3 separate regions of the Mus musculus genome follow, and regions 1 and 2 are each linked to region 3. The links are chromatin loops, found by intact Hi-C in ENCODE. Cell type or tissue: heart. All regions are shown on one strand.

Region 1 (8,000 bases), 440 kb before region 3:
CGGACACCCCAGTATTCACCCAGTGCACTACTTTGGAATAGTAGTTTTAGTAAGTAAGTGGGGGAAAGCAGAGAATGAAGAAGGCCCTTGAAGTCCAACAGTGAAATGTTTAAAGATGACAGTGCTCTGTGGAGTTCCCAAGGTTTTGTCTTGGAAAAAGTCCACACTTCCAGTTCGCAGAAAGTCTTTCTCAACATCATTTAGAATAGACTTCCCCCACCTGGATCCCGAGACTGGCCGTGATCCACAGCGTTCACAAAGGGCACGGTTCGAGATGGGAAGTTCTTGAACGGCAAGACAACTGGTTTCATTATGTCGAGGAACTTTGAGGAAGTCACCAAATCCACGATTTAAAAATATATTTCCTATTATACAGACACACCTACTTTCTAGAATTAAAACTGAGTCATTTGCTTGATATTAACTCTATAGGTTGTATAACTCTATATGTAAAGTCATGTCAAGACTGTCACGTATCCACGTATCCAGAAAGGGCTTGAAAGAGATGGGGAATCGGATGGTAATTTGAAGTGTCTGGATTCTGAAGATAAAATTTAAGTCAGAGATCTTATGACTTCAGATATTTTGCTTCTAAAGCGCTCACTGCTCAAGCCTGAAGATTTGAAATTCGGGTCCTCATTACCCATAATAAATGCAGTGATGGCCCATTTCTGAGACCCTAGCCCTGGCAGCAGGGGCGCGGATGGGGATCCCTGGACCACGCTGGCCGGCTAGTTTGGCCAGCTGCGAGCCCGAGGTTAGGTAAGAGAGACCCTCTTTCAAAAATCAAGGTGGGAGCTGTAGAGGAAGGCAACCTATGTGGATCTCCAAGCACACGCTCCCCCCCACCCCCACCCCCGACCTCAGGTTCCACTCCCACCCAAAATAGAGCTGAGTTGTTTACTCTGGACTGTTTCTTTGAGGGAACCTGATTTACAAGAAAGCTAATGCAGGTTTCACTTTCACTTTTAGTTTCGTTTTTAAATAGTGTTTGTTTGTTTTTGTTTTTATCGACAGCCTCTCAGTAGCAGCCCGGTTGTCTTGGAGCTCTCTCTATAGACCAGAGACTCACCTGCCACTGGCTCCTGAGTACTGGAATTAAGGCGTGTGTCACCGCACCGAAGCCTAGTTTCGTTTTTTCTTAAACTGTGAATATCCCAAAGCTGACTCTAAAGTCATCCGCAGGAAATACTATGAGATAAACTCATGCTCAAAGGGACTGGGTGGCTTCGGTTTCACAGACAGCGGAGGTTGGACAAGGCTTCCGCGGAGTGGGCGGGGCTCTGAACTCGAGATAAGACCAGGAAATCGTGGTCCCCAAGCCTCATGCCAGGCTGCACTTGCACGTCGCGGGCCAGTCTCCTCGCCTGCAGGTAAGGGAGCATCTTCTCGCGGAATCCGCTTGCAGGGCACTTTAAAGAGCCAGAATCCCTAGACCTTTTTAGGACGGAGAAGGGAACCGGTTTCCTGGGAAAGTTAAGAACTCAGAATCCGCAGTTTTGTGTGTTTATGGATCTTGTGGGTAGGTAGCTGGGTCAGAAGAGATGAATTAATTGGTCCTAGCGCGACTTGACTGTTTGCTAGCAATGACTGGGTCTTTCCACTTGAAGCATCTCCGGAGGTCCCTTCCTCTGTCGAGGTCTAGGATGCTGGAGCTTAAGATTTTCATTCTATCTGCCCAGAGAACCTAAAGGATTTTTGGAAGAAAATGTCCCAAACAGTTCTTAGATACAGTGACCTAGGCTATGTTAAAGTTTAGGTTGGGGTTGTCATAAGAGGTGAAAGTACAATATTCTATCTTTTTTTAAAAATAAATTATTACAGGTGCTTTCCTATGAATTACTTAGCCAGTTTTTTTTTAATTGCTATATTCCATTGTGCTGGGTTATTAAAGGGCATCACTCTCCCACTGAGGAATGCACAGGTTAGTAATAGTGCCTTACTAGCTCAGTCATCCACTGACCATCTGTGTATGTGACTGTCTGGAATATGGCTAGGTATTTCATTTAGATAAACTCTTATATGTATAAGTACTTCATTATGTTTGAGTGTCTGAAAGGCCTTTGTGTAGAAAAAAAAAAAACAACAACCTGAGAATACATTCCAGAAAGTATCCGCAGCTGATGATGATAGTGACCAAGCGGTGTTTAAGGAGAACTTTATACAGGGAAAATATTCACCTTTCCCAGCTGAGCATCATAGATAGGAAGACATGATAGTGGTTATATGCTGCTCTAAGGAGGGATGGAGAAGGGATGGATTTGAGCACAGGGTTCAGGATCATTTGATAGAATTTGAAAACTGGGTAAATTTTCACTCTTTTGAGAAAGGAAGTTTGCATCTGCTTCCCCTCCCCGCCCCAGGCACTCTTCCCCCCCCCATCCCCCCCCGTGCCCCCCCCCCCCATGGGAAGATAAAGAAGTGGCGTTCCAAGATCTTCATCTGGACTTCCCCTGGGACAAACCTATTTCCCCATCTTGAATGAGCGTCACTTCTTTACTTTAAACTCTGTTCTGTGAAAGGCTCTCAGCTCTTGTCTGGGAATTTGTGAAAGGTTACAGTTTCTTGCCGGAGGGAGGGAGAAGGTGACCCTGGACTCTTAGCCCATGTAAGAGGTGCAGGTTTAGAGGTCAAAGGCCATGCTGATTTACATGGTCCCTGAATTTCCCCTTTTGATCTACTGCTCACACCTGCACCCTGAGAGCCAGGGAGGGGAGGATATGATACTGAAGAAGGTGACTATCAGACCCAACCCATCACCTTTCAGACTTTATACTAAGCTTTAAAGCAGACTCATAAGCAATAGATAACTGTTCCAACTGAGTCTGCCATCAACGTAGGAAAAATTAGGTACAGTCTTCAGTGGATATCATGTACCTCATTGTGACTGTCTAGTACTCGGCTTGGCCATTTCTCCCAGGGCCTCATTGCAACAGTCACTGTGTCCTCACAGGCCTGGATGTCATCCTGCCTCATCTGCTTGGGCAGATGAACTGGAGAGATATGATTAATAATGAGTCATTTGATTTTGCTCTTTTTGTAAATGTCCTTGGTTTGGTTTGGTTTGTTTATTTTTTGTTTTGTTGTTGTTGTTTGTTTTTATTTTCATGCTCTTGTTGTTGTTTGAGACAGAGTCTCACTATGTAGCCCAGGCTAGCCTCTTCCCCCAGTCTCTCAGATGCTGTTGCATCTGCCCTTTTCTAACATCAATGATTCATAATAATCAGCAAGAAGGCTATGACCTTAACAGTCAAAATAAGTAATCAGGTAATTATTGAGAGCTAAATATTTATTTAAACAAATCAAGTTGCATTTTTCAAGAATTGAATGGGGGGATCTAAAAAGTAATGTTTGTGCTGCACAAAGATGTAGTGGTATCAGTTGCCATAGTCTTTCTCCCTAGATCCGCAGATCTCCTTAGGGAAATCTATAATTCAAGCCTAAACTTGGACCTGGTACACAACTGGTACTCGCCCAAACATTGGCCAAGCACACACATATTTGTGACTCTGAAAAAAGGGACAACACATAACAGCAAAGGCGCTCCGTGTTAGGGGCCTGTTAAATACAAGACTTGGGGAAATTATGCCATAATCTTACATTTTAAAAATGGCTATTACATGTGTGAGACAACGGGGGCTGGAGAGATACCTCAGAGGTACTAGGCACACATATGGCAAGCAGATGTACAAGCAGGCAAAACATTCTTAAAAAACAAAAACAAAACCCCAAAACAGATTTCTTTCTATATTATTTATATGGGGTTCTGCCTGCGTGTACACCTGAAGGGCAGAGGAGAGCACCAGGTCTCATAGGTGGTTGGTTGTAAGCTACCATATGGTTGCTAGGAATTAAACTCAGGACTTTGGTAAGAGCAGCCAGTGCTCTTAACCTCTGAGCCATCCCTCCAGTCCCAGACAAAACACTCTTACACATAAAATAAATCAATCTTTAAAAGTGTAGAGGAAAATGGCTGAACAGAAACTATTGACAGACATGCTGAGAGTGGTCACCGTTTCTCCAGCTTGGCACTGGTGGTGCTGTAGGCCATCTCAGTGTCTGTCACCTTGGGGCGGGGCGGGGGGCGGGAGGGGGGGAAGGCGGCAGGGCAGGGTCTTGGCAGCATCTCGGGCCTCTATTTCATCACATCAGTAACAGCTCTCCTTCGTCCCAAGCAAGCTTTGGCAACCAAATAAATATGTTAGCCAATATTACCAAACGGTCCCTAGAGGAGAATGTGTGTAATGTGCCTACATTCGTTTTTATAACAACACCAACAATATCCAACCATAAAAATAAACTGAAATGGTCACTCTACCTCAGTGACAACGTCTGAGCTCCGTTTCAGGGTCCCTCACAAGAAATTCGATAGGTGTAATGATTTATTTTTCCTAATAAGTAAAATGATTATTCACTCATTTGAAAATTGGACACACACACAAAAAAATGAAGAAAAAATTTGCTATTTCATCTCTCCTTTTCTATCTCTTTCCCTTTAAAAAAAGTATAAATGTGGGCTAAAGAGATGGCTCAGCAGTTAAGAGCACTGGCTGCTCTTCCGGAGGTACTGAGTTCAAACTGCACCAACCACATGGTGGCTCACAACCATCTGTAATGGGATCTGATGCCCTCTTCTGGTGTGTCTAGAGACAGTGACAGTGTACTCACATACATAAAATAAGTAAAAAAAAAAAAAACAAAACTTTTTTTTAAGTATAAATGTGTAAGAACTTACCTGTCTTCCCTATAAAAGCCACAATTACCTTTGCAGATAATCACTGTCAGGCAGTGTCTTCAAGAGAAGTGGGGTTGTTCTACGACACAAGAATATTTTTGTTTATATACTACCCTCTAAGCTCCTTCCTACTTCTCTGCAAACTCATCCCCTGTGCATATACTGAAATCTATCCGTCACGGTATTTTGAGTATACACAGTTATCCGTCACGGTATTTTGAGTATACACAGTTTTATTAGCTAATACATGGGGTATTTCAAGTCTGGGACTGTTGTTGGCTGTGTCATCTCTGTTACATATGACTTATATTTTCTAAGATGAATTTCCAAGACAGGAATAGAGAGATCATACGACATGCACAGTTAAAGTTTTAAGAGATTACAAAATTGACCTTTAAGAAGCTATACAATTTCACATCCTTTCCAGGAAAGGTCAAGAAATCCCTGTATCTTCACTAATGCTACCTATGAGGAGTCTGTAATTTTGGTAGAGCAGAAGGTCCAAATGGTATCACAGATCCTCCATGGACTTTCTTATCGAGAGCGTTCTTTCCGCTTTTATTGATTATCCTTCGAGCTATGTGAGACTCTCATCCGTCTTCCTCTTGACCGATGTATAGTTTTCTCACTGAGTTCAGAGGCTAGGATGCAGAAGCCGTCCTCGTCAGCTTTATACACCTTTCAGATTGACTGTGAATGAGCACACAGGTCAGAGAGACGGTAAGGGAAGACCTACTCTCCCATGAACGTTGTAAACATGCGAATAACACAGAAGCAGAAAATGTAAACTATTAGACTGGCTGGAATGTAGCGCTCACCTTTGAGCCCACTCCTTTAGACACCGGTTTCATGGAAGAATGGCTCCTGTTTCCCACCTGCTGCTTCAGCAGTGCCCCAAATAGTGCCAGATTCAGAGGAGATACTCAGTGTTTGCCGAGTGAATTAGGAAAGTGTTCAGCGGAGGGGACACTAGCATTCAGACATCCAGACCTTAGAGTAACCGGGCCAGATGGAAGTCTCCTTCCTTCCCATAGCTGTTACCACTGTACTGTCTTTACTGGGGAAAAGATTTATCATGTGGAATAGGTGCGAGGCAGAGGTGAGATTTTAATGGGGAGGAAGCATTGAAAAGTGAAAGTGAAAATTGGATGCTCTTTGCTTTGAAGCTTTGCCTAAAGCAGGTTTTAGCTTTCAAATACGTTTCAATGTTGAAAGAACGCATGATACATATGGAGGGGGGCCTGGGGGGGGTCCTTGGCTGAGTTTGAATGTACATTAACAATCTGGGGGGCTAATAACTCAATGTAAAGCTGCTGATCCCATCATACTGACTTCTTTCCACTTGGTTCTACATGGCTTTGAGTTACAAAATGAAAGCATTGAATTTTGAACTGTTCAGCTGTGTTTCCACACTTGCAAATCGGTTGTTGGCCAGCCCTCAGAATTGCTTCAGTTACAGCTGGCTCGTCTGCTCTTTCCAGACTGGCTTTTAGGGCTTATGTATATATGAGAAGGACACATTTACTAGTGTCTCCTTGCTCTGCTATTGAAATTAAGCAGACCTCTCTGTGTTTCCCGTTACTAGATAGTTCCCAAAACATGAGGATATTTGCTGGCATTATATTCACAGCCTGCTGTCACTTGCTACGGGGTAAGTCACCAAATCTTTTCAGTGGGTTCTATATTTTCAATATTTTAGCTATGAATTAAAAATGGAAGTAATTTGTGGGGTGTGTATGTGTGTGTATATGTGTGTGTAGAGGGGGGTCTGTGTGTATGTGCAGTTGCTAGGCACACATAAAGCGTTCATAGGACAACCTAGAGCTTAGTCCTCACCTTCTACCTTGTTTGAGACAAGGTCTCTTATTTGTTGTACATTGCTGAGTCCTGTAGTTCGGCTAGCTCAGAACCTCCTGGGGGCTCTCCTGTCTCCACCTCCCAGTCCACTGAGATTGTAGGCACATGCTACTGCACCTGGCTTCTACCTGGTCTCTGGGGATTTGAACTTGGGTCCATGGGCTACACAGCAAGTCGTTTACTTACTGGGCAATCACTCCATCCCCTAAGATAATTATAAGGAATATACCTTGCTTATCCAAACACATTCTCATTCTCCTTTGCCATAAATAAGTTACTTGGCAAATATATTGTATGTATTTTTAATAAATAAATAAAATCTTAAAAATAAATAAAATTATTTGTGAAGACAAAAAAAATAAGTTACTTGGAAAGGATGAAGGAAAATACTGGAGCTTTGGGTGTGGTTTAGTAGTAGAACACTTGGCTGATGTAAAAAAAAAGCCCTAGGTGCAATCCCAACACCAGAAACAAATGAAGGAATGAACAACAACCGCCCCCACCCCCCAGGGGATGAATATAAAAATATCAGGTAATACAGAACTAACAGGTGATCCGTTTCCTATGAATAACTACTGAACATTCCCAGGGAGGTGGCCCACTGATAATATATTTTTATTTATTGGTTCCTTTTAAACAAGACTGGGAATATATTATCTAGCTTGCATCACCACCACCACCCCCCACCCCCGCCCCATGAAGTTATTTCAAAGAAGAATTTTAGTGTTCATGTGATTCCCTAAATAAAATGATAGTAACCTTTTACCCAGGTTTTCAGATGTGTTTGGAGGAGTTTTCTGTCTTCTGAGGGCTGGTCCTCTTTCCTTTTCAGCGTTTACTATCACGGCTCCAAAGGACTTGTACGTGGTGGAGTATGGCAGCAACGTCACGATGGAGTGCAGATTCCCTGTAGAACGGGAGCTGGACCTGCTTGCGTTAGTGGTGTACTGGGAAAAGGAAGATGAGCAAGTGATTCAGTTTGTGGCAGGAGAGGAGGACCTTAAGCCTCAGCACAGCAACTTCAGGGGGAGAGCCTCGCTGCCAAAGGACCAGCTTTTGAAGGGAAATGCTGCCCTTCAGATCACAGACGTCAAGCTGCAGGACGCAGGCGTTTACTGCTGCATAATCAGCTACGGTGGTGCGGACTACAAGCGAATCACGCTGAAAGTCAATGGTAAGAATTACCCTGGATGGGGAAGGCTTCATCCGTATTTAAAACAGCTCCCTAATGTTGAGAGCTCTTCATTCTTGAGAGTTCGCACGCACTTCTCACAGAACAACAGCAGCCTGTTCTTCTCGCTCGTTTGTTCATTCGTTCGTTCACACACTTCACCAGTGAAAAAGCCTAGCACTGTGTGTTTGATAGTAACTTGAGATTCAGTACCAGATAATACTCAGCCATGCTTTG
Region 2 (8,000 bases), 280 kb before region 3:
TCGCCGCCGCCGACTCGGCCGGTGGCGGTGTGGGAGGTGGGCGCCTGGCCCGGGGCCGCCGAGCGTGACAGACACGGCCGGGGCCGCCGGGGGGCTGTCGGGGCCGCGCGCGGACCATGTATTTCCTGAGCGGCTGGCCCAAGAGGCTGCTCTGCGCGCCGCGGAGCCCGGCCGAGGCGCCGCTCCACGTCCAGTCTGACCCTCGGAGAGCGTTCTTCGCCGTGCTGGCCCCGGCCCGCCTCAGCATCTGGTACAGCCGAGTAAGTAGGCGCCGGCGTCCCGACTTCCCCCGAGCGGCCCCTGTCCGGTCCCGACTTCCCCAGAGAGGCCCGGATCTAGTCCCGATTCTCCCCGAGCGACCCTGGCCCCGTCCCGACTCCCTCCGAACGACCACCGTCCGGTCCCAACTAACCCCGGGCGAACCCAGAACCATCCTGATCACCCTCCCTATAGTGACCCTGGAACTGGCGCGACTGCCGCCGAGCGACCCCGGACCGGTCCCGACTTCCCCCGAGCGACCCCGGCCAGTCCCGACTCCCTCCGAGGGAGCGACGGCGGTCCCGTCCCAACTAACTACCCCCGAGCGACCCCAGCCGGTCCCGACTTACCCCGAGCGACCCTCGCTCTCGAGTTGGAGCCGCGCGCGGACAGTCTCCACTGCACCCCAGTCCCCGCGTGGCACCCACAGCCGCGCGCCAGGCCTGGAGCTCCCTGGCGGAGCCCAGACTTGCCTGCCTCTCTGCCCCCATTGCCGCCGAGCCAATCTGTTGGAGCGTCCCCCAGCACTCCGGCAGCTGTGGCGTCCCCGCTCCCCCACCCCCCACCCCTGCTTTAAAGGTTGTTGTTTAGTGGAGTTCCGGAAAGCCTGTTGGTCTTTACCAAGTGTCAGAATTTACAGTCCTGTGGTAATTGATTTCTGAAAACTTAAAGACTTGTTGGGTTTGAGTGTAGATATCTGGTAACTTTAGCTCCGGGTCTCCCCCACACATCACGGACTCCAGTCCTTTTCTTGGCTGCTCTTGGACTCTGGAGAGCTCTGCTGGGATGGTTGGAGAGTCGGGGAGCTCACGTCTGTCCGCGCCGCACCTGGAAATTATTATTTCCAGGCTTAGAAAGAGCATGGGGTCAGAATTCTTTGCTTTCAGCCTGGCTTTTTTTTTTTTTTCCTCCCGTGCCTTGAGTTCCGAGTAGATAAGAGAATTAACTTGAAAAAGTAAGGGGTGAATGGGCTAGCCCCCGTCCGGTTTTTGTTGCTCCTGGACATCTGTAAAAATTACAGAATTCTGAGTTTTAAGATCCCCCCCCACACACTGCATTCAGAGAGACAGTACTAATTGATGTCAGAGTGGTGGTGGTCTTGAAAAGAGACTAGAGGTTGGTTGACCTTGCCCTTGCTAGATATGTGAAACACTGGTTTTGGTTTGGTTAAACCCTTTAGATCTCTGCTTATTACCATGGTGTGCTGATAATGCCCTTGATTGTCCGCACACACAGCTGTGGTAAAACCGATGCTAGAATTTAAGCAATTTAATTGGTTTCTCTTTTACTATTACATAGTTAGGCTATTTGTCACTAAGTTTTGGCTGACCTAATTTTCAGAAAGGTATGAAAACCGCAGGTTACTAAACAATTACAGCATCAGCAATGTGATACTCAGATCCGTGCTGAATTGAATTTTTAAATATGTGCGTTGTAAATGTAAGTTGGTACCTAAGTGAGATCCGTTTTCAATTTATGAGCAGTTGAACAACTTTTATGTAGTGCAACTATTTAAAGTCAATAGTTGTTTGGAAGAGCATAATTAGAAGTTGAATTTTACATTGTTTCCTAAATTTAGTAGTTTTGTTCGAATGTAACACTTTTAAAATCTAACGTTTTAATCATTTTAACCCCTAAGGATACAAATCTGATTTATGTAAGTTTAGCATGGTAGGCCAGAAGCTTGTAGGCTACCTTCTCCACACACACCCCACCCCCACCCCCACATTAAAATGAGTCTCAGTTGTCTTGTGGACATTGTGACATGGATAAAATCTGTTTGGCTTGGGAGTTAGATGTAGTGTTATGGAACTTATGCATCCTCTGTTCATTCCCTTCAAACTCCCACTCTACACACCTGAGTCTCACAAAAGTACCTTGGTTACTACTGATCTCTAGTGTGTGAAACTTAGAATTTCACACACATACAAAACAATCACACACAGGGAAAGAAAACGTTTTCAGAGGGTAGATTTCGGGGAAATATATGGGTTCAGAGGCATAAAGTGAAATCAATTTCTGGACTATGGTAGGGAGCCTACAGGGCACTCTAGGTTTAGAGTTAACCTGAAACTCTGTGCACAAGCTTTGTGATTTAGAAAATCATGCTTAAATGAGATGATTCAAAGTCTGATTATGTGGCTGAGGAGTGGGAACGGTGCCAGGCTCCACCTGCCAAGTCTCCTTCTCTTGGGATATATGCTTGTAGCTTTTCTTATCCTGTGAGAACGTTCATTTTAACTTTCTTATTTCCAAACTTTACAACACAGTGTTTAGGTTCAAAATATTAAAAGCAAAACTACCTCTAGGTAAATCAAAGAGGCTATCACTTATACCCATAATTTGGAATGAATTGGTTTAAAATACCTTCATTGAGAATATGAATGTTGATTTTATTTATTTAATTTTTAGACTATTGTGAAGTTCAAAAGGGGTTTACAGAGTTGAAGTGGTAAAAAGTTACATTAGGACATTTGAAGGCAGCGATAGTGACTCAAAAGAGAAAGAATAATTAGATTTTGTTTGTTTGAAATTTTGTTAGTACTCAATAAAGTAAACATGCATAAGAAAAGGGTAGTTTTAAAAGAGAAAACCTGCTTTGAGGAAGAAATGTGCATTTAGTCTCAACTGGTTATTTGCTTGTCCGAAAAAGTTGCTGTATGTGAAATTTTGATTACCCATTAGACTATGGGAACATTAAACTAAAATCTCTAAAAATAACAGTACATTTTATGGGTCTTCTAGTAAACTTTTTTTTTTTTTTTTTAAAGATTTATTTATTATTATATGTAAGTACACTGTAGCTGTCTTCAGACACACCAGAAGAGGGAGTCAGATCTTGTTAGGGATGGTTGTGAGCCACCATGTGGTTGCTGGGATTTGAACTCTGGACCTTCAGAAGAGCAGTCAGGTGCTCTTACCCACTGAGCCATCTCACCAGCCCCCTTTTTTTTTTTTTTTTTTTTTTTTTTTTTAAGAGTTATTTATTTTATGTGCGTGCACTGTAGCTGTCTTCGGTTACACCAGAAGAGGGCAGCAGATCTTATTACAGATGGTTGTGAGCCACCGTGTGGTTGCTGGGAATTGAACTCAGGACCTCTGGAAGAGCAGTCTGTGCTCTTAACCGCTGAGCCATCTCTCCAGCCCCCTCTAGTAAACTTTTATGAACCAGTTATAGCTACCTTTATTATGTACTAAATTGCTATTTGAAATTCCAGTGTTTTAGAGTCATATCTGTTCAGACTAATTTTCTAGACAAATTTGGAAGATACATGTGAATGCTGTTTGGTTTATGAACAAACATTTCTATAGATATCCACTTTGCTTTTTGATAATTAAAATAGCACATTTCATCACTAAATTGGGTTTGTTGCTTGGTTTTCAGTGTGATGTGTTACTAGAGGTTTGCCCTTTGGACACTGTGATTCTAATTCGGAGTTCTAAAACCTAGTCCAGGGGCCAGCCAGGCCTAAATACGTGGCTCAGCGGGGAGAGTGCTGCCTGCCATCCCTGGTGATGCACATAGTAACAGCAGAGGGTCACTCCTGCAGGTTGTTCTCTCCTTCATGATTATGTGCTTGCACAGCCACACAGAAATACACTAAATAAATAAGTAAACAAACAAACTAGTAATTTAAAAGCCTACTGGAGTCTATAATAGTGTTACCCACACTTTTTGGAGCTAAACAACAGCCTAAGTGGCTGTTTTAAAAAAATATTTAGAACATGGGTTGGTAGCTCCTTCCTGTAATCCAAGCAGGACTGGGAGATTGGGAGGATGAGGCAGGAACTGCTGTGAATTTGAGGCCAGCCTGGGCTAGCATAAGGGCTAGCCTAAGACTTTGTTGAGGAAAAGGAAGGAGGGTGGGCTGGAAGGAAGGAGGAAGAGGGAAGAGAAAAAGAAAAGAAAGAAAGATTTAGTATCTATGTTAGGATGGTATATTTCTGTTAAGAGAATTGTAGAATTCAGCTGGGGCATTGAGCTCCCCCATAAAATGAGTATTACATGTCATGAACTGGGTTTTGTTGTATAAGGAGGACCGTGGATATTCTTTTAATAGACTCCTTAACTGTAACTATGAACGACTACATATGTGAACCTTAAAATATTTAGGATGGTTTCATTCTGAATTAGATACGTACTCATCTCAATTTTCAGGTCACTGATTTTGAAATATTTAAATTACTTTCACAAGTTTTTTTGAATACTAATTGTAAAGGATAGCATAAATAGGCAGCACATGAAAGTAATGAAGTGGCTTATTATATAGAGAAAACATTTTGCCCAATGATGTATGTTACTATGATGCATGAAAGCCTTCTGTTTTTTGTTTTTTTGGTTTTTTTGGGTTTTTTTGGTTTTTTTTTGAGACAGAGTTTCACTATGTATCACTGGCTGACCTAGAACTCACCATCACACCCAGAGAATGAAAGTCTTTTGAGTTACCACTGTGGGTTGCTAATAGAAAGTTGAGATTGGCAATTCATTACTGTCTCCTAAATAATGTATTTGAGTAATCCTGAGCAGAAACTTGCATTCCTGTTGATGTGTGCTAATAGTGCAAAATCCCTGTTACTGTGTACATAGAAAACACAGTAAGGTAGATGTCTCAAGAGCCAAGCTGTAAGTATATAATTAGCTGTGTCCTCAGGAAGGCTGTTTCATTTCCATCTCCTTTTCTCCAATAGTTGTATTTCACCTTTTCAGCTCTGTTACTGCCTCTAGAGGCCTTCCTTATAAGTCCACATGTCTGAAAGTCTTCTAGGGTTCGCTTTTTGTTAAGGAATAAAGTTCAAACTCCTTGGTTTGATATGAGAGCCACTCCTGTCCTGGAGGCTCTCTTGCCTCATGTCTGATTATTAGTATAGTACCTATCCTTCAGCTTCTGTTGCAACCCGTCTTTCTCCATGAGTCATCGTTACCTACCATAACCGGAAGGGTTCATTTATTGATAAAGTACTGTTTTGGGGTTTTTTCCTTCTTGCTTTACTGAAGCATATATATGACAAAAATTGTAGAACTTATATGGTAAAATGTTTTTATATACATGTGTAGTGATAGCTATAATCAAGCTAATAAGCATGCCCACCACCTCACATAGTTCTTTTATGTGTGATGAAAACACTTAAGATCTACCTCAGGCTATAGAGATAGCCTAGTGGTTAAAAGCACCTAACTGCTCTGGGAGGGGAGCCAGATTTAGTTCACATGCTCATGCCCTCTTCTGGCCTCTATGGGCATAGGGTACCCATTTGGTGTATATACATACATGGAAGCACACACTCATACATATAAAAAATCTTTTTGGCCTCCCTCTGACCTACACACACACACACACACGTACACACACACATGTACGCACATTGTAGCACATGCATGACCCTCACCCAACACACATATTACTATTGTATAATAATAATGAACAAATTTCAAGTTATAATACTATTACCTGTAGTCTCCAAACTCTTCATTAAATTACAAAAATTGACTAGTCTTAAAACTGTGTATTTGTATTTGACCCAAATCACCCCATTCCTTCCACTCCAACTTCTGGTAATCTCTGTTCTAGTCTTGGTTTTTATGGGTTTTACTTCTTGAGATTTTACATATGTAGTAGTTTCTGCAGTATATGCCATCCTTTGTCTGGTTATTATTTCACGTTATTTCATTAAAAGTTCATTCCTATTGTACTAAGTATCCGGATTTCCTTTAAAAAAAAAAGACCGAATAATATCCCTTTGTATACACACCACATTTCCTTTATCAGTCCATCTGTTGACAGTCACTTAGATTGTTATGGTGACTGGAGTAATGCTTTAGTGAATACAGGCATGCAGATAACTTTTAAAATACTGATTTCAATTCTTTCCTTTGTACATGTTTGAACTAATACTCTATCTATGCTCAAGTGTACATGCAGATAGGTACTGAAGTTATAGGATTATGAAACTATATGGTTCTTTTAAAAATTTGTAAATACCCCATATGGTTTTTCCATATCAATTACAGTCTCACCAGTTTTGAGAAGTTCCCTCTTCTAGATCCTTACCAACATTTTATCATTTGACTTCTTGGGGAAATCCATCCTAACGAGTACAGAAGCACTATCTGACATGACAGCTTTGATGTGCATTTCCCTTTGCACAAGCTGCCTTTTCATGTCATCAGCTGTTTTCCTTGCTGGTTGGGAGCTTTTTAGATTCACATATTCCCACGGTTCATTTGTGCTTTGGTTCTTTGCTTTTGGTGCCATCCAAAACATTTACCAAAACCAGTATCAGGGAGCTTTCCCTCCATTTTCATCATGAAATGGGGTGTTTCAGGCCCCATGTTTAATTTAAGTCTCCAGTTGCCCTGACTTGGCCTTGTGGATGAGCGCTTTTCCTTTCCATTTGGATATCGAGGTTTCCTGGCACCATTTGTTGAAAAGACCATTTTCCCTTTTGTTCAGTCTTAGAGTCCTTATCAAAGGTGCAGTGAGGTGTGTGGGGTTGTTGGGGTGGGGTGCTTGGTGTCTCTGTAAGGTTCTCTTCTGTTCCATTGATCTCTGCCTTGCTTCTATCCAAATAGTGTGCTATCTTGGTTGCTGTACCTATACATTATACTTAGAAACCAGGTAGTATTAATGCAGTGTTGTTTTCTGTTTGATTGCGTTCACTCTTTGGTCCTTTGGATTCTCTATGAATTTTAAGATTGTTCTGTAAATGTCTATGAAAAAAATCATTGGAATTTTAATAGGGATTATATTGATAGTATGCACATTTAAACAATGTCAGCTCGTTGTCCATGAACATGGGATATCTTTGCATTTGTGCCATGCTCAGGGTCTTACAGTTTCAGTGTCACCTGGTTAGTTACACTTATATACTAGTTTACTTTTGGATGCTTTTTATAAATAGGATTGCTTTCTTAAGTTCTTTTTCAGTTTGTTTTTAGTGTAAAGAAACATTGGTTTTGTGCTTAGTTTTTATGTCTTGTAACCTTATTGGCTTTGTGTACTTATTTTTAGTTGTGGAATCTTTAGGGTTTTCTGTATTGCACTTCTTCCTTGGACTTCTGCTTTTATTGTAAATTTTACACTTATGCTTTATTTTTAAAGCTAAATTTAAAGCTTTTTAGGCAGCAAAATTAGCTCATTTCATATTAGCCAGGGTGTCTTGAACACGGTACAAGCCTGTAAATTCTGGCTACTTAAGAGGTTGAGATAGGATAATCATTGCTTTTCAAGCAAGGCTACTTTCTCATTTTTACCCACATTAGCTTGCTTTTGGGGTTTTAAATATTCTTTCCTAGATTTTTCTTGTTGTCTAAAGGAAGATTAGTCCAATTATGTTTCTTTGCCTTTACCTTAAGTTATTTCATGGAAAAGAATTTTGTGTATTTTTACTTTTCTGGTTTTGATAGTGTGGGCTGTTACCTCACTATTGTTTAATAGTACTTTACTATCAGTACAATTTATTCTTATTTGGCCAAGGTTCTATGAATCTTATGTGATTGGAAAATATTTGGAAACCACAAATATCAAAAATATTTGGTACTTATAGTGTTAAGGCTGAAAAATCACTGTTGCATTTGAGATCCTCTGGTAGTCGATTGTTGCATAGCAAAAGGGCTCTTTTGTTTAAACATTACTTTTTTTTTTTTTTTTAGAAAGTTTCCTATAATGAATGTATCAGTCAGGCCATTTCTCTATAGGCTTGAGGATCCCTTGAGCTTTTGTTGATGTTCCTTCTTTGGGTAT
Region 3 (8,000 bases):
AACTAAGCCAAGATTTCAAGTCAATCCCATCAAATAAATTCAGAAAATGTATACTATCAACTAATCTAGTTTATCATCACTGTCACTGGATAGATGATGAAACAGATCTGCTCTAACTTGTTCACAATACCAGTACCACTAGGCTGCTCACTAATGATAATGTGGCTCCTCTTTACCTAATACCTCACCAACTGCTCAACAGAAAGCTCAATAGTATATGTAGCAGCTCAAACAGAGGGCGACCTCAGGAGTCAGGTCTCTCCTCTACTCCATCACAGGAGTCCAGGGGTCAAATCCGGGTCTCAAGCTTGGCAGCCAATACTTCCCCACTGAGTATTCTTGCCAGCTCCATATATGCAGCAACCTTAAAGTAATTTTTACCATTTGAAAGTAATAACTCAGTGTCTAAGAAATATACGTCAGAAGACAAAACTTAGATAACATGTGATACTTGTTTAATGACTAACATACCACACATCTCTTGAAGATACTCATAAGGTCATCTCTTTTCCGAAAACCATAATCACATAAAGTCTGTAGAATACTGTTCTTGAACATCGATAAATCCAACCTATATTCCAAGAAGCTGTAGCTTTCACTCAGTTCTGCCCACTCAAAATACTTGCTAAGTTATGACTCAGATTTTAAGCTAATATAAAAAAGAAAAAACTTTAGTATCCACAGATATAGTCTAGCACTTACAAAGTGTTTGCATACATCAAATAACAAAACACAAAAACACGAGGGACTCAAAATTATCTATTTGAGACTATCACATTACTTTTGCTACTAAAACGCATGAATTTTTATTTCTTTTGGCCTAATAAATCAGAAACATCTATTTTTTTTATTAACTTTACAACATTGCTAGTTTAAATTCTAAGTGTAGACCTCATGGAGCTATTTCTGAGCATAAGCTATTAGGAATAATATTTATACATTTTTATGCAAAAGAGAAATAACCTGTCATTTTGTAGACAAAGATTTGTTATTCACACAGTAATTTTGAATATATCTATAGTTGCGCTGTATATACATGCTAACCTTTAGAACTTCCATAGAGCTATCCTGTCTCATTCTATGTGCTATTTTTGCCATCTGTAAAACTAGGTGGATGACAAGAACACTAAGGTTCCTTCTGTGTTTCAAATCCTGTGACATCAGTCTGGAGTATATTTAGCTATCTAACAATAATGACACGTGGGACTGGAGAGTGGCTCAGATGACTAAGAGCACATACTGCTCCCTCCCAGAGGACCAGCGTTTGATTCCTAGCACTCACCTCGGGCGGCTCACAAACACCTGTAACTTCAGCTCCAGTGACTCTGACAAACTGTGGCCTTCACAGGCACCTGCACTCACATGCATATAAGCCCTCTGCCACAAGTTAAAATAAATCTTCTTTTAAAAAAAGTTTTTACAATTTATGACATTTGAATGGACTGCTTTTTAAATATGTGCCATTTCCACTACACTACACTGTAAAGAGTAACACAGTTTAAAAAAAAAAATCACCAAATAAAAATATTAAACTTACAAAGCTAATTTGTAAACACTTAACCTATTACCAAATAATTCTACTTCACTGCAGAAAGCAAAAACAACTTTAATCTGTTTAAAGAGAATCTGCCTTTTAATGAGTAAACACTTACTATATTATTCTTTTAGTGAAATTATTAATAAATTTTAAAATAGTATATGAGAAGCCAAAGACAAATGAATAACAGATTTTACACATTTCATACAATGCCCAAGTCCAGATCTGAGATAATATTCATTTTATTACACTACTGTGCTTAATACATTGAGTTACATGACCTATATTATTGACTTTGTTAAAAAAAACCTCATTTAGTCCTCACAGCAACCTTTTTAGTAGGGAATATTTTATAGACCCTATTTTATAGACAAGCAAACAGGTCAAAAAGTCAATCAGTCAAGCTCAGCCCGGTAATAAAACTCAAACCCCCATTCCAGGAGCTGGAAAGATGACTTAGCACTTAACAGCCCTTGGTGCCCAATCAGGAGGACTTGAGTTCAGATCCTATTACCATGGAACCAACCTGTAACCCCTGCTCCAAAGGAGATGAAGACTGGAGGCTGGCTGGGGCTTGCTAGCTTCCAGTCTCTTAAAAAAATATGCAAATCTCACGTTTTCCCAAAGGAAAAAATGTAGAGTGTTGGCGGCCACCAGACACTTTCTTCTGATTTCCACTGCATGATCATGCCCCATCCCACACAGTGCACATACACTCTCTCATACACACAAAATTAAAAATCCTGGTAATTAATTAATCTACTTTAATTAACATTTCTAATATTTTAACTTTTCCATTACTGAAAAAGTTAAATTAACTGGGTTCATGTTCACTATATACTGATTATTGTATAAAACACCTTCAGTGTCCTATGTTAACTTATTTTCTCTTCTCTATTTCATTTAGTAATAAAAGGGGGGGAATCATATAGATGGTGTATACCGAAAGCCCTGTACAATTTGAATTATTTATAATTTCTAGTAGAATAAAAAATGTTTGAGGCTGGGTTCAAGAGTGCTTGTCTGGCATGCTTGAAACCCTCTGTTCTATCTAGCACTGGAAAAAGTCTCCGACAGGCCCACACCATGCAAGTCTAAACTTATGAAAGACGTTGTGTTGGTGCATTCATTTCTTGTCACTGAAAAAAAATTCAATTTCCTCATGAAACGGAAACATTTAATCACACTTAAATTCCAAATGGTTGAAACAGACAGTATGCTCGACTATCATTCCCTACGAGCAACATTATTTTTCTAAAGGTATCTCGCCCCACGTGCCGTTGTAAACTGTCTATAAGTGGCGGGTTCAACTTCCATCCTACAAAAAGGCTTTCGCCTTCTCCGGTAGGTCTTACGTCTTGAACCTTATCTACCTGTTATATCCGAGTTTGGGGTTCTTAGGACAGGGCTACCTTCTCGGCTTTGGCGTGGGTGCCCACCACACCCCTCCGGTCCCGCGCCCAGCGCGGCCGCTCCTCCTCCCGCGGTTCTAGCACCAACTCAGCACCTATCAGCGCCGCCCCCCAGGCCCTGGCCCAGCCCCTTCTCGGACACGTGTGTGGGTGTGTTTGTGTCGGTTTGTCAGTCCCACCGGGGACCCGAGCTCACTTACCGAGAGAGAAGCGCCAACTTCTGCTCCAGCAACATCTCCAGCTTCTGGCCCTGTTTGGAGATCCAGTGGTCGACACCGTGCAAGCGGTAGCAGGTCTCCAGCATCAACCTGAAGTCCGCCACAAACTCCGTGATGCCCCTGTACTGGCCGCTGGAGAACTTCTCCTCCATCTTCAACAGACACATGCCCTGGCTGGGCTGCTGCGGGGGGACGCGACTGCCCCGGCCCCCGCTGCGCCGCCCTTCGGCCACCTCTTCTTCCCCGGCGGCAACGCCCCCCAAGGGCTGCAGGAAAGGGGCGGTGAGGCCGCGGTGCTTCTCCTGCAGGAACTCGCCCAGGATGCGGTAGCCCTGCTGCAGCTCGTAGGTCAGCTCCTGCTCCTTGCAGCCACCGCCTGCGACCACCGTCGTCTCCGACGCCGCCGCTTCCTCCTCCTCGTCCACCGAGGAGGCACTCCTCCGGCGGACCAGCCCCGAGGCCCGGGCCGCCGCTGCCACCACCACCTCTTCCTCGTTCCCTTCTCCGGTCGGCGGTGGCGGCCGCTCCTCCTCCGCGGCCCGCTCCATCTCCCCCGGTGGCTCCGGCACGCTCATGCCCCCGGCAGGCCCAGGCTGGGTCGAGAGGAGCGGCCGCTCCGGGCACCGGGGGACGCGGGAGCGCGGGCCGCTTCCTCAGAGATCCGCGGCGCCGCGCAGCCCCTGCCGCATCGGGCCTTGCTCTCCTCCGTCGCCGGCCGGCCGGGGACCCGCGCGCGCGGGGGTCTCAGGCTCGCGCCCGAGGGGCGGGGTTACATGGCGCGCGGGGGAGGGGGGAGAGGAGAGCTAGGTGCCCTCCTCTCCCCTCCCCCCGGCGGCGCGCGGCCCGCGCCGGCTGCACGCTCCACACCCGGCCCGGCCCGCGGGGCCTCGGCGCCCCACCCCCTCCCGGGCCGACGGGGCGCTGGGAGGGGGCGAGGACTAAGAGGGCTCGGCTCCTTCCCGAGTGGGCCGCAGCCCCGGGCCGCCGCGGCTCCGGCTCCTCCTCTCCCTCACACCCCCTCCCGCCCCTGTCTACCTGCGGGGGGACCCGGGCAGGAGGAGGCGGCGCACGGACCGGGCCGGGCGACGACTGTCAGTTAGAAGCCCCGCTGGGCGGGAGGGGGCGAGGGGAGGGGAGGGGCGGGGAGGAAAGGGGGAGGGCACTCAGCCCCCCCGGCCGGGGAGAGCCGGGGAGAGAGGCGAAGAAAGAGCTGCCTCCGCCATGCCCGGCGCGCATGCGTAGTAGCACGGGATGGCCCCGCCCCGCTACGCGAAAGCCCTGGACTTGGCTCTCCCACAGGCTCGGAGGCCCAGGGTGTGGCGCGGACTAATGATGTCATCAATATGCGGACGTCTGTAAGGGGTGGGGTGGAGGGAGAAACAGAGCGCCTGCGCTGGCGCAGTCTGGAAGGTGAACCATAGACTGAAAGTTTCCTTTTGGTGAGACCCTTACTAGTTCTAAAAATTTTACTGTTAGTTTTCTCAAGGCAGTTACTAGATAACCTTTGTTAACACAAGTGAATAACGAGAGTGAACAAGATTCAATCCTCTCCGTTGTAAAATATTCTTTGTACCTCTCCTTCCTTGTGACTGGGTTTTGTTTTTTACAAAAAAAACAAAAAAAACCCCAGCGTTTAGAAAAGTTTAGAAAGAAAAATTAAGAGCTCCTCAAAAGAAGAGTGGTGGCCTGTAGAACTCTAGTTCTCGAAAGCGAGTCCTGTTTTCTATTGACTTTTAAAAACCGAAAAACACACGAGATCTTAAGTTCGGCTAAGAATTTAAGAGAATGCAATCTCACTAAAAAGTCTCCATATGTCTATTCTAAGCTGTACAGCTTGTCACTGGTGTGGCTTTAAAATCTCGCTACATATTTTTAAATGACTAAAATATGGACTCACTACATTAGTTTACTTGTTGCTTAAAATGACGGGGAAATTAATGAACCCCAAATAGATGTCACAGCTTTCTAATGCACATAATATTCAGACTTAAACTTGCTTGAAACTTGGAATGAAACATAAAACCAAAACTATAGAAATGCATCTTAAACATGATATTCATAACTAAATGGTTGAGATTATCTCACCTTCAAAATGGTTTGCGACTATAAACAAAGACTTTAACTACTAAAGGACTGATAACATTTAATAGTGTAAAACTTTCTTGTGGGGACTCAGTAAGTTAAATACCAGTTGTAAGTAAAATAGTGCAACAGGAATACAAGTTATTAAAGTACTTCACATATACACAGACTTATACACATGCATGTATTTATCTGGAATTTATAGTTTTCTCTCAGACATACCACGGTTCATGATGAAAAGGTGGGGCAGTTATACTTCAGCAACTGACAACTGTATGGCTAGCCTTTCCTTCATTTCCTCTGACAAAGCCCACAAATCTAAAGCCAACCAAACTCAAGAAAATGTCCTCTTTTAGCCACCAGACCCATTTCAAAACTTTACACAATAGCTTCCACTTTCTGAACCTTGTGCTACTAAGCACTTGGTAGTCATTATCTTCTTTGACTCTAACAACAACCACATAAGCTACCCATTAGGCTATCTTACAGATGGGGAAACTAACAGGAAAAGTTTGACAAAATTTAAATTTAAGAACTCTTACTTCAAAACTCCAATTGCCCAATTACAAATCATTTGTCAGATTTCTACAAGACTACAGAAAATGAAAAAAGAATCTTGGTGAAAGATTTCTTAAGACATAGAAAGAGCTACAGATAATTAGAAGGAGCCTTAACTCTATTCATGAACTGATCCTAGTTATTATGAAAGAAAAAAATCAAGTCCTTGGACTTAAAAAAACTTTTATTAATAAGAAACATATTGTTCATAGGTTAATTATAGATAAGAGAAGAACTGGCACTTAGTCCCACCACCCAGAGAAAACATAAACTTCAAGGTAGCTATTTTTCTATTTATTTTAAATACAATTATAAGCATAGTATATATCAAATTCTGAGCTATCTATAATCCTGACTTTATATCCCTGTCTGCAGTAGTCCTAGATAGACCTAGTAGGGGAGGGAAATTCCATGTAAAAAAATTTTAAAGTATAAAAAAGAACACAGTAGAAGGACAATCAACAGTAGTAACACTGACAATTTATTGAGCACTTACTGGTTCGGACATATTTGGTCTGTTACATACACAGTACTCACAACAGGCTCAGGAAGTCACAACAGACATTCTTGTTTGTAAGTTTTGAATGAAGTTCCATTAAGTAGAAGTCTTTTCCTATCCTACCAAAAAAACCCAAAAAAAACAAAACAAACAAACAAACAAAAAAAAACCTTCAACACTAAAGACATTCCATTTAATGTAATTAACCATAAATTGATAGCTGTTTTGTAATACACATACACTGATATGTGACTAGTCTTAAAGCTCTTTTCTTTTTAATGTTTAAGGATAACATTTTGTTTCACTGTTTCTGTAGAATCTGTCAAAATAGAACTCTATTTAACCCCCATTCTGAATAAAGGTTTCCCTTTATGTTTGAAATGGGAGTTACGGGGATATGACATACAAACACAAAATAATACTTGGCCAAAACATGTAACAATACCTGACTCCCACAAACACTGACTATTTAGTATTTATTACACTGTTCTAGTCTGTCAGATTCTTTCAGTGTTAAATGTCTCCTCAGTACCTCCTCCACACCCATGAATGTTTCAGTTCTAGATAAATTCTTTTAAACCAGTTTGGTTAAGGAGATTTAAAAGTTCTCATAACTCTCAGCTGGATACTTTAGGAACTGTTTTTAGACATGCTATAACCACTTTTCAGGAGTACCATATGAAAAGGTTCACTTATATTGTAGAAAACAACTCCTACAACCACTGCCATACCTTGACACACTCAGTTCTAGCATCCGTCCCTCACTGTAACAAACACAGTATTACCAAGGAAGAACAAGTCTGCCACTGTATTCTTCACCCTCAATTCCAGAAATGTTTAACCTGGAAGTCTCCCTTTCTTTGTGAGCTTTTTTGCATCTTGTGACAGTCACAGACATCTTGGCACAAAATATACCGTCTGCCCAGCATCAATAGGTCAGACAAATAACAATTTATACATTTCACACTAAATAGGGGGAAGGTGACAAATAACTCTAGGACAACTGGAAGCACAGGTTACAACCACAGTTTAAGAAGTGACACGTGCAAAGTAAACAGGAGACCTTAACACTAATCCTGGAGAAACATAGAAGTATGAACTGCTTAGCAGAGAGAAATGGTATATCTCTCATTTGTAATGAATCCACTCACGACACGTTGTAGCTACTTTTATGATAGATGGTATTAAACTGCTTCAAGCAAAACTGAGTAACTCATGTAAAGCTTCCTGCTGCTCATCATCGAGTTGAGATGTGCATTCCAACCACAATTCTTCAGAAGTCTGTATCTGACGGACAACATTAGCTAGGCGTTTGGCACAGGGGTCTTCATGGCTAATAGTTTCATTAATTTTTCCTTCTGCGATTATACTGATGATTTTGGGAAGATTGGAATTATTTGGACCAATCACAACTGGGTGGTTGCTTTCAATTAGGTCACAGAGAAAATTCAAAGTCTGAATAGCTTCTTCTTTATCTTCATGCAGCGGAAGCCACGATAACCAGTGTGGGAGAACTTCATCCACATTTACACAGTTGGGCTTAAACTTCAGAATCTTTCCGATTGCTGAGATACAGTTCTCTGTAGCAATCACATTCTTTTTGGTTTTGGAATTTGCACACTTAATAACTTTTACCAAGAGTGGAACGGCTTCTGAACACAAGGAACGGTAGTCATCTCCACCAAACTGTGCCA

What was found. Peaks named below come from ENCODE experiments on the same cell type or tissue, not always from the same donor. Only the 100,000 strongest peaks of a DNase experiment are listed, where the experiment ranks them.
Region 1: a loop joins it to region 3, with 8 times the contacts of the local background. A loop is called at or near these places in 3 of 42 quality-filtered maps.
Region 2: it touches region 3 in a loop (3-fold over the local background); 3 of 42 quality-filtered maps call a loop at or near these places.

The regions. Positions count from the first base shown.
Region 1 is chr19:29,366,134-29,374,133 of GRCm38, forward strand. Cd274 (CD274 antigen) reads left to right here and starts at 1,305. Exons shown (of 7, transcript NM_021893.3): 1 at 1,305-1,373; 2 at 6,321-6,386; 3 at 7,425-7,766. The coding sequence starts at 6,335. It also overlaps a transcript of Plgrkt not described here. In heart, a CTCF peak has its summit at 4,622 (motif pointing left); DNase peaks (open chromatin) are centred at 238, 678 and 1,258; H3K4me3 peaks cover 1,673 bases; H3K27ac peaks cover 1,076 bases.
Region 2 is chr19:29,522,407-29,530,406 of GRCm38, forward strand. Ric1 (RAB6A GEF complex partner 1) reads left to right here. Exons shown (of 26, transcript NM_001081319.1): 1 at 1-260. The coding sequence starts at 117. Among named protein-coding and RNA genes, the nearest start is that of Ric1, 4.1 kb to the left of the region's middle. In heart, a CTCF peak has its summit at 3,290 (motif pointing right); a DNase peak (open chromatin) is centred at 645; H3K4me3 peaks cover 1,786 bases; H3K27ac peaks cover 1,567 bases.
Region 3 is chr19:29,802,133-29,810,132 of GRCm38, forward strand. 9930021J03Rik (RIKEN cDNA 9930021J03 gene) reads right to left here and starts at 3,877. Exons shown (of 8, transcript NM_172836.3): 1 at 3,150-3,877. The coding sequence starts at 3,742. It overlaps Ranbp6 (RAN binding protein 6), which reads right to left. Exons shown (of 1, transcript NM_177721.4): 1 at 5,976-8,000. The coding sequence ends at 7,501. In heart, a CTCF peak has its summit at 3,403; DNase peaks (open chromatin) are centred at 3,079, 3,729 and 4,469; H3K4me3 peaks cover 3,279 bases; H3K27ac peaks cover 2,301 bases.